Linked DNA regions of Homo sapiens: region 2 is linked to region 1. Evidence: read pairs that join two places in POLR2A ChIA-PET (ENCODE). Cell type or tissue: PC-9. All regions are shown on one strand. Each heading gives the region's core, and the rest is flanking DNA. Links, peaks and the distances in the headings are about the cores only.

Region 1 (5,382 bases), core at 166-5,165:
ATAATTATACAACTCAGCCAGGCATGGTGGCTCACGTCTGTAATCCCAGCACTTTGGGAGGCCGAGGCAGGTGGATCACGAGGTCAGGAGATCGAGACCATCCCGGCTAAAACGGTGAAACCCCGTCTCTACTAAAAATACAAAAAAATTAGCCGGGCGTGGTGGCGGGTGCCTGTAGTCGGGAGGCTGAGGCGGGAGAATGGCGTGAACCCGGGAGGCGGAGCTTGCAGTGAGCGGAGATCGCGCCAGTGCACTCCAGCCTGGGCGACAGAGTGAAACTCCGTCTTAAAAAAAAAAAAAGAAAAAAAAAGCAGAAAAGAAATAATTATACAACTCACCATAATGCAGAATCAGTGGGAGCCCTGAGCTTGTTTTCCTGCAGGAAAACTAAACGGTCCCCTTTAGGGGTGATGGGAGACAGTGATAGATCATCAGGCATTAAATTATCATAAGGAACACACGGCCTAGATCCCTCTTAGGCGTAGTAGGGTTCGCGCTCCTATGACTATCTAATGCCACCACTGATCTGACAGGAGGCGGAGCTCAGGCCATAATGTGAGTGATGCGGAGTGGCTGTAAATATAGATGAAACTTCCCTCATTCGCCCACCTGCCGCTCAGCTCCTGCTGTGCGTCCTGGTTCCTAACAGGTCACAGACTAGTACTGGTCCATGACCTGGGGGTTGGGGACCCCTGTTCTAAGGTATTGAGGATTTTGACCTCAACCTATGAATTTCAGGGGAATGCAATTCAAATCATAACATGCAGGAACAAAAGAAATTCCCTGCTGCCAAAAAACTTAAATTCAAATGTCAGGAGACATTGAATGTATGTGTGTATTTCTGTGTGTTTCAGAGGCAGTGAAAAATGCCCGAAAGTACCAGAGCAGTGACAGAGTTTAAGGGATTGCTACTTAAGATCCTCTCTGAAATGCCTTTTGAGCAGACCTGAATAAAGCCAGAGGCTGGACCTCGTGAAAATCCAAGTGGAAGCGTGGTCTGAGCGAACAGCATAGTGAGTGCAGATGCTCTAGACTAGAACCTCTCATTGCTGCCTCCCGCTGCAAAAGGGTCTGGGAAGTGTTAATTGTGCCAGGCACGATGTGTGCTGGGAGATATTTCACTACCAGCCCTTGGTAATTTCCTCTCCCTTTTGAAGACTTATTTCAATATTTTTTGAGCATCTACTATACTCAGCCTGCTTGGAGCTAAGTGAAAATCAAAATGAGACTGATCTTTGTCTTCTTGGAGCAAGGTTTTAAACGACTACATAATATTAGATTGGACAAGCCATAATAACTCATTGTAATTTTACTTTTCACCTCACTTCTAAGAGAAAGAAAGACCAAATAGCCTCTGAGAGAATTTTTCCCATGATAGGGTATTAAAACTTCACAAGACTCATTCCATTGGCAGCTGCTCAATTGCTGGAATTGGCTTTTATCTCAAATTAAAATCTGATACTTACACCTACTGGACGTAGAACAACACAGAACAAATATTTTTTCTCTTCCGTGTGATCATTCTTAAAATTTTGAAGAAAACTTGAATGTTTATTTATTTCCTCATTGCCTTTCACTCTCTATGTACCCCACAGTCCCTGCAATATTTATTTGCCTCTGGGTACTCTCTACTTAGTCCGAGTTTTCACTAACTGCTAGGCCTAGAGAATATGGGTTGCATGTAGGTTTTGAACATTTCCATGTTCAGTGGGAGTGTTGTTTATTGTGATGTAGATGTTATGCTTCCATTAATCCAGCCCAAGATTAAGTCAGCATTATTTGTAATCATAATGAAATGCTGGCTTCCATTAAACATTCAAATGAACATATTTTTACTTCAGCGTTAGACTTTACATTCACCACCTTCGTATTTCATCTTACTGGTTTCGATCTTCCATCTGCATGTCTTGATACTTTTTCAAATCATGACTCCATATCTATTGCACTGTGACAGAAAAGAGAAGTCCTCAGATTATTCACCGTATGACTCTGACTGAGTCACTTGATTTTCCTGAACCTCAGTTCTGCCCACTGTAAAAATAAAGGAGAGTTGGGATCTAGCAATAAGTCTGTTCTGTATAGTTGTGAGAATCAAACATGACAATCTAGGCAAAACTATTCTTTAATATGAGAAACACTATGCAAGTGTTAGTTAATAGGATTGATAGGATTGGCTTTTCTTCTTGATTTTTGTCAACTGTAAAAGTGACAAGTGTGTTTTCTATGTCTTTAGCCAACTCATTAATTCAAATGCCAGGCAAATTAAGACCAAAATATTAATCAATGTGCTTTAGGTTTGTTTACAACCTGTTGTGAATCTATCTAAAGGTATTATGACCCTATTGGTATATTCAGTTTACCTTAACCTCAAAGATCTCATCAGCCTGGCTGTGTGTCAACACGATATGGTGTAGTAGTTACCATCAACTGCTTTGAGTCGGACAAATTTAGCCTCAATTCCGGCTCAGCCACTCACTGGCAAGTAATTCGTGTAAATTACTTGATCTTACTGATTCTCTGTTTCTTATCTTTAAAAAGGGAGATAAACAAAGTACTTACCTACTGGAACTATTGTGAGGGGTAAATAAAGCAGAGCCTAGCATAGAGTAAACGTTCAACAGTGGTTGCAATTTTTATGATATTATGAAAATTAAGTCATCCTAGTCAATCCTCTGATCTTATGAAGTAGCTCTATTTCAAAAACAATAAAATAAATTAAGCTAGCATAACATGACATTCCCTGTGAACCTATGTTCACTCCCAGTAACCACCACATTCCTTTGTTAACAGTCATGAACCATTAGCTTAAAAATCCATTCTTGACTTTTTCTAGGTTCACCATCTGAGAATAGCTGATCTGTTTGTGAATTATGGAATCTGCTTCCTTTTTGTGAAAAATTAATTGACATTTCCCTTATTCATTCATCTCTTGGTCTCTGAAAGATCTCAGTAGTTACTGATATTAATCCTCAGTTCATATTCACTCATTCAAAATGAATATTCTGAGTATCTACTATTTGCCCAACATTCCAGTTTTCTCAGCAGCCTGGCATAACTTGCGCCTGTCCTGTGTTCTCATTTAAAGTGACCAGGCTTTGTCTTACTGTCCACTTATCTATGTAGACTTGCAGTCAACTCCCTCTTTACATTGTTTGTGAATGTGGACAAGTCATTTAATGCTAAGTCACAATTTCCACCCCAGTAAAGTAGGATAACTACTGTGACTACCTCACAGGGCAAAAATAAATGAGACGAAGTGAAAAAAAAAAGTCCCCCAAACCCAAAGCACCCCCCAAAATTAATTCAAGGCATAATTTTCTTTTCCTTCCAGCCAGCAGACCACTTTCCTTGCTGCTGAACGTGAAAACAGAATATGAATTTACCAGTTCTGTTATCTGTTATTATTACACCATCTGCCCCAAGCAGTTTGGAATCACTTCCTTGTTCTACTTTCAAACACAGATGAAAATGACTTTTTGTGGTCTTTAACATTTTCAATAAACCCAAATTTTGTTATTTTTTGTTATTCATTTGTTATTTATACCCCTATGATATTCTGTATTAAAATACAAGTACAGTCAGATCCAGCCAAACCAAAAAAGGATGAAGAGATCAAGCATGAAAAGGAGGAGATAGAGCCTTGCTCTGACTGGATCATAAACCTGCCTGGGAGCAAGATGACAGAATGGAAGTCTCCAGTGCTCATTGTCCCTCTTCCTTACAGGAACATCAAACTGCACAGCTATCCAAACAAAAAAGCGCTTTCCTTAGAACCAAAACTCGGCCGGGCGCAGTGGCTCACGCTTGTAATCCCAGCACTTTGGGAGGCCGAGGCGGGTGGATCACGAGGTCAGGAGATCGAGACCATCCTAACACGGTGAAACCCCATCTCTACTAAAAATACAAAAAATTAGCCGGGCGTCGTGGCGGGTGCCTGTGGTCCCAGCTACTCGGGAGGCTGAGGCAGGAGAATGGAGTGAACCTGGGAGGCGGAGCTTGCAGTGAGCCAAGATCGCACCACTGCACTCCAGCCTGGGCAACAGAGCGAGACTCCATCTAAACAAACAAACAAAAAGAACCAAAACTCAGGTAAGCAATCACAGTACTGGGTTTTAACATCATATTAAGGAAAGAGGCACAGAAGAGAGTAGGAAAGACAGTCCAGAACTGTTGACACCACCCTTCCTCCATCCCCTGGCAGTGGCTGCATGGCACACAGACAGCATCTGTGTGCTTGGGGAAGGAAGAGCACAGTGATTGTGGGACTTTGCGTTGGAACTCAGTGCTGGCTTGTTGCAGTGGAAAACAACACAGGGCAGAACTCAGCCCGTGACCATGGAGGGAGTGTTTAGACCAGCCCGAGCCACAGGCAAATCATTCATCATAGCAGTTGGAATCTGAGTTCCGGCAGACCCCCCACTCACTGCAGGCTAAAGTGCTCTGGGGATCTAAATAAACTTGAAAGGTACTCTAGGCCACAAAGACAGCAATTCCTGGGCAAGTCCTGGTGCTCTTCTGGGCTCATAGCCAGTGGACTTGGGGGGCACATGACCTAGTGAGACACCAGCTGGGAGTGGGAAGGGAGTGTTTGCACCACCTCTCCCCCAACCATAGGCAGTGCAGCTTGCAGCTCTGAAAGAGACTCCTTCCCTCAGTTTGAAATAAGAGTAAAGGAGACTTGGTCTTTCAGCTCGGGTACCAGCTCAGTGACAGTACAATAGGATAGCAGACAGGGTCCTGAGACCCTCATTCCAGGCACTAGCCCCTGGATGACATTTCTAAACACATGTTGGGCCAGAACCATTTCCAGCTGTGGTAGCTATAGGGAGAGAATTCTTCTGGAGGGAAGGAAAAGGAAGAGTAAAATGAACTTCATCTTGCAGCTTAGGTACTAGCGTGGCCACAGTAGGACAGTGCACCAAGTGGGCTCCTGGAGTCCTCAATTCCAGGCTTTGGCTCCTGGAGGGCATTTCTGGACCTTCCCTGGGCCAGAAGGGAGCCCACTACACTAAAGGCAGAGACTCAGGACTGGCAGGATTCACAAGCTCACTGAAGAGGCCTTGACCCTTGAGTGAACATGGGTGGTAGCCAGGGAATACTTGCCACAGGCTAGGGGTAGCGGTGGCCATGGAGAGAGACTCCTCTACTTAAAAAGTGTGGAGGGGGCCGGGCTCAGTGGCTCATGCCTGTAATCCCAGCACTTTGGGAGGCCGAGGCGGGTGGATCACGAGGTCAGGAGATTGAGACCATCCTGGCTAACACGGCGAAACGCTGTCTCTACTTAAAAATACAAAAAATTGGCCGGGCTCGGTGGCTCACGCTTGTAATCCCAGCACTTTAGGAGGCCGAGGCGCGTGGATCACGAGGTCAGGAGATCGAGAC
Region 2 (5,382 bases), core at 116-5,115, 70 kb after region 1:
AATCACTCTAAAACAATTTTGTGTAGATTACGGAATACAGCAAATAAGCAAATGTATTCACATTGTTGAGAACCAAGGTTCTCACTGTAAGAGGAGGAAGCTATAACTAGGGAATAGGGGAAGACAAGGAACCCTGTAATTGCTGAGTATGAACTCCTGATTTAACAAAAAGGAAAAAAGAGATCTCCTAGCTTTCCTCACTGAAAAGGCCTAAAGTAATGACACCTCAGTGGCCATAGCACACTTAGTATTCAGATCATGGTTACTAAATACCATTGTTTACAAAAAGTAGCCAGGTGTCCTTGGGAAGCTGCTGACTCAAGGGTTAAGGGACAAGGTGAGTCAGAATATCTAGCTGTGCCAGAAAGCAAGAAAGTGCTCAAAGACCAATGAGAGTATACTAAAAGAACTACAGGAACCATCTCGAAGGAGCTCTATTGGCCAAATTAGAATAATATGAAAAAGAATAACAATGATAATAAATTATAATACATTGAATCCAAAAGAATACATGAGTTCACAGTTATTCAAAAAATGGAGGATTAAAGTTCTTATTCACAGAAGAATATCAACTATAGACAATATGTTAATATTAGAAAATCTCATTTTGCAACCACCAATGTAATAATTGATGCAGGCAAGATCAGAAGTGGATGCTAAAACCTTTTGGGGGGTGATAGGCCCAAACAATCTCAAAATACTACCCCGTATATTGCTTATTAATTATAAAAGGGAAGAGTCCCCCTTACTGTTGTAACATCTGGCAGACTTCAACTTAACCAAAAAGTCAAGCTTTGCATCACCAATATTGGAGTAAGTGACAAGATATGCCATAATAAGAAGTAAACTGCATCACTTCTGTAATATACATGCACCATCCCCCAGGAAGCAGGATAAGGGGCTCCGGGTCAGGCAAATTTCAGTCGCTATCCCAGCAAGATGAGATAATCACAAGAATTTTAAAAAGAGACATGACTAAATAGTATGCATAAGCCTTCGCTGAGTTAAAAAAATCACAATTTAAAAAGACATTATATTGGAACAAGATGCAATTTGAATATGGATTAATTATTAAATACTATTAGTTTATTTATGTTAAATTTCATTCCTATGCTAATAGAATTGTGGTCAGGTAGACATGTGCTTTTCCTTAGGAAATATATGCCAAAGTATTTAGGAATAAACTGCCATAATGTCTGCAACTTACTTTCAGGTGGTGCACATAGATAGATAGATATAGCAGATGTGGCAAACTGTTAACAACTGAAGCATTAAAGTAAGGGGCATACTCTGTCAACTTTTCTACAGATTTGAATTGTTTCATTTAAAATGAAAGTGATGGAAAAAGATCAGATTGAATCCATAAGTTGATAGGGAACCAATACATTATTTTAAAACTGGTAAAAGGAAGGCATCAAGCATTTATTCTCCCTTCCCTAAAAGAACTGTAACGCAGGGTAACCAAACAGTTCACTAAGGAATTTTCTTTATATAGACATTTTCTGTACAATAAATGGAGTAGAAGTTGAGTAGCACCATTTGTAACTCCTAATGGATTAATGGATCTAGACATAACTGCCAACCAGCATGCTAAAGAGAGAAACACCAAAATATACTTACCACCTGATGGAAGTAGACAGTACCACCCATGACGTAGTCTTGCCAAATCAAACAAACAACAACAACAAAACTCTGATCTTACCAAGTTTCTACATTTGACTGTCAATATAGAGGAAACAGGGAGGTGGGAGGTGGGGGATGGGGAGTGGGAGGCGGCGGGGGTGGGGAGCGGACAGAGCAATATGGTAAACATCACCATGGGGATGCAGTCATTCACATTTGGGAAGAGGTTCCTGGGAGACCTACAGGCCAAACAACCTAGTTCTTGCCCAGTTAAATTACTAGAGGAAAAATGTGGAGAAGGACAACTATTATCTTAAAAGAAACTTAGAAGACGTTGTGATTTATAGACCTTATTTATAATCTTCATTCATGTAAATAAACTTATGGAGGAAAAAAGTATGAGAGAAACGAGTGGAAAATGTAAACATGGCTGGGATATTCATGATGTTAAGGAATTATTTTTAGTCATTTTTAGACAGATAATGGTATTTGTGTTCTTAAAAAGAGCTCTTATCTTTTAGAGATATCCTTTGAAATATTTATGGATGAAATAATATGATGCCGTGGATTTACTGCAAAATAATGGGGTATAGATGGAGCAAGAATGTACAAGTTGATAATTGGGAAAGTAACTGGTGAAGGGTACAGGGCTATGCCTTACATTAATCTCCTTGGAAAATAATTAGAAGTTTGAATTTTTCTGAAATCAAAGATTAGTTGAAAAAATAAAATGAAGTCAGCTTTGGAGAAAAAGTCAGACAAAAGTCAGCTTCGGCAAGTGCCTCCTACTTTGCTTGAGCCCCTACCATGGGGCACTTCCATTCTCTCATTTAATTCTCACAGTCACATCCTCACACAGCAGGCGTTGCAGAGATTCAGCATGTATCCTCTGGTGTCAGGTCTCCTGGTTTCAAATCTCAGTTCTGCCAGTGGCTACTGGGCCAATTAGTCTCAATTTCCTTATCTCTAAAATGGGGTGACAATAATATTTGCTACTTCACAGGATTGTAGTGAGGATTAAACAATGAATTAGTGACACAATTTAGCTATTAGGGCTTGTTGTTAGTAAGTGATGGAGCTGGGATATGATCTAATTTGTTTGGCCTAGAAACTATCATCCTGCACTTCGCTGCCTGGAGGATAGTGGGTATACATGTACGTGTGCATCAGTTTTCAGTACTCTCTGCCAAAGCCACTTCATCCACCCTGTTAGGCACATCTTAAATTTTAAATATCAGCAGCAAAATTTAGGATATGCCAAGAAAAAGGATTGTGCTGTTAACAGAATCATATATAATAACTTAGGTGAATACTCATGGATTTATTGATTCATTCAACACATATTCACTAAACTTGGCTCTGCAATAGATGAGAACAATTTAATAACGTAGATACAGCCACTGTTCTCACAAGTTTACTAATCAGGAACCATGTTGGGACTTCAACTACAGAGCTAGCTGGGAGGTAGAGGATGCCAAGTGGGGCAGAAAGATCCATCCTCTGAGGCTGGCCCAGCAATGACCAATGAGCAGTAAGTCCAGGATTTAATCAACTCTAGCATAATTCTGGAAATCATCAGCAGTTGTAGGAGTAAACCAATAGGCAGATCTCAGCCACAGTGACTCCAGGCAATGATCAAATGTGTGGGAACCAGCCAGGGAGCAGAAGAAGTGTTTCCTGGAACTCTGTCCATCCATAGAAGAATTTTTTTTTAAGAAGCTGGGGAATGGAAGGGAAGATTTCAATTTCAGAAACAAGGTTTGAGGCTGGGTGCCGTGGCTCACAACTGTAATCCCAGCACTTTGGGAGGCTGAAGCGGGCAGATTGCTTGAGCTCAGGAGCTCAAGACCAGCCTGGGCAAATGGTGAGACTCCGTCTATACTAAAAATACAAAAAATAAAAATAAAAAATTGGCCGGGCATAGTGGTGCACGTCCGTGGTCCCAGCTACTCGGGAGGCTGAGGTGGGAGAATCACTTGAGACCAGGGGGCGGAGATTGCAGTAAGCCAAAATCGTGCCACTGCACTGCAGCCTGGGTGACAAAGCAAGACCCTGTCTCAAATAAAAAAAAAAGAAAAAAAAAAGAAAGAAGAAAGGAAAGAAAAGAGGTTTGGCAAGAATAAGAAAGGATATTTGCGCTCTATCATACCAGCAGGGCCCTAATTCTGAGGGATCTGTGGTCCCAGCCAAGAGAGGTAGGAAGACCATGGAGACTATGGGAGATCAAGGTCAGAGGCAAGTTCTGAAGCCTAGACCATGAAGGGTGGGGCCAGGGAATCCTGCCCTAAAACTGCTATTTGAATATTCACTGTGGCCCCTTATCTTACTCTGGTTTCCCAGAATGGTACCCTGAGATAAGAGTTCATGTGCAAGTGGCTTATGAAGAAATTCTCCCAAGAGAAGCGAGGAAGGGAATGGAAGAAATGAGAACAGGAAAGAAGGAGAAGAAGAAAAATATAGCCAGACAAGGATTGCAATTTCAGGCAAAGTCTCAAGGGATAGCTTCGACTGGATCCTTCAGAACTTCTGGAGTATATATTTTGCCTGTGTTTGTTTCAAATGGAGGCAAGAAAGCTGGGCTTTTCTGCTCCTAGATAAGACTGTCACAGGCTCAGGGCTTCCTGTGAGAGATCTACGTTCTCAGGCACTTCCAGGTCTTTGCCTTTCTGGCCAAAATGGCTGGGATAATTCCAGGGCTGACCTCTGAAAAGTGTCAGGTGCAGGCTTGTCAAAGCAAAGAAACCCAGAAGCCAGTTGAGGAGCATACAGACCATCAAATGGGTTCTGAAGAGCTCTGGGCAGAGTACCAGTCATGTCCAGCTCACATCTCTACTCCCAGTTCTGGGCTTACTTGTCAGTAAAGGACCATCTGGGAGATGCCCATGGGTCTAGCCATTGTGAGTATGCTGCAGAGCTTTAGTGCACATGTTGCAAATTACTTTCAACTTCCAAGTATGACAGAGCTAAACAGCTGGTAAACTCAGGGACTTTGATTATTGACTCAAAATTGGGTAACATGGAGCCAACAGGTTCAGAACGCAGGCTCCCACCCATGCCTGATGCCTGTGGATGTCAGTTCTGGTTATTAAGGGTGGCCTGTTGGCCTCAGAGCCACTGGGAGCCCTGGCTGCAGGCTCTCAGCACCACTGCTCTCTCTGCCTCTCTCCAGTATTTCCAAACAGCAAGATCCCAAATCTGTTCCCCACTCAGGTCTCTCCTCATTCCTTCCAGATCCATTCCTTGAAGCTAGATGCTGTTCCTGATCTTCATTGCCTCATATAAATAGGAGGCCTGGCAAGGCACGGTGGCTCGGGCCTGTAATCCCAGCACTTTGGGAGGCCAAAGCAGGCAGATCACCTGAGGTCAGGAATTTGAGACTAGCCTGGCCAACATGGTGAAACCACATCTTTACTAAAAATACAAAAATTAGCCAGGCACGGTGGCACACACCTGTAATCCCCTACTTGGGAGGCTGAGGCAGGAGAATCGCTTGAACCCTGGAGGTGGAGTTTGCAGGGAGCCTAGATTGTGCCACTGCACTCCAGCCTGGACAAAAAAGCAAGACACTGTCTCAAAAAAATAAATAAATAAAAATAAAACATAAGAGTGCTTCACATTAGACCTATGGACTTTTATATCGGAAATTAGAGGAATCTGTGATAACTAAATGAGAATGTGCTGGTTTGCATGTATTTGTCCAGAACGAGGAGTGGGGGCTGAGAGTGGTCCTAATCCTGGAAGGCAAAGGAGAAAGGATTG

Evidence for each region. Peaks named below come from ENCODE experiments on the same cell type or tissue, not always from the same donor. Only the 100,000 strongest peaks of a DNase experiment are listed, where the experiment ranks them.
Region 2: POLR2A ChIA-PET joins it to region 1 with 5 read pairs; 3 of 35 experiments call an interaction of 5 or more read pairs at or near these places.

What each region holds. Positions count from the first base shown.
Region 1 is chr6:139,566,402-139,571,783 of GRCh38, reverse strand. No RefSeq gene overlaps it. Among named protein-coding and RNA genes, the nearest start is that of LINC01625, 94 kb to the right of the region's middle. In PC-9, for the core only: no CTCF peak of the experiment used is centred there; DNase peaks (open chromatin) are centred at 1,973 and 2,783; H3K27ac peaks cover 2,019 bases.
Region 2 is chr6:139,496,079-139,501,460 of GRCh38, reverse strand. No RefSeq gene overlaps it. Among named protein-coding and RNA genes, the nearest start is that of LINC01625, 24 kb to the right of the region's middle. In PC-9, for the core only: no CTCF peak of the experiment used is centred there; no DNase peak of the experiment used is centred there.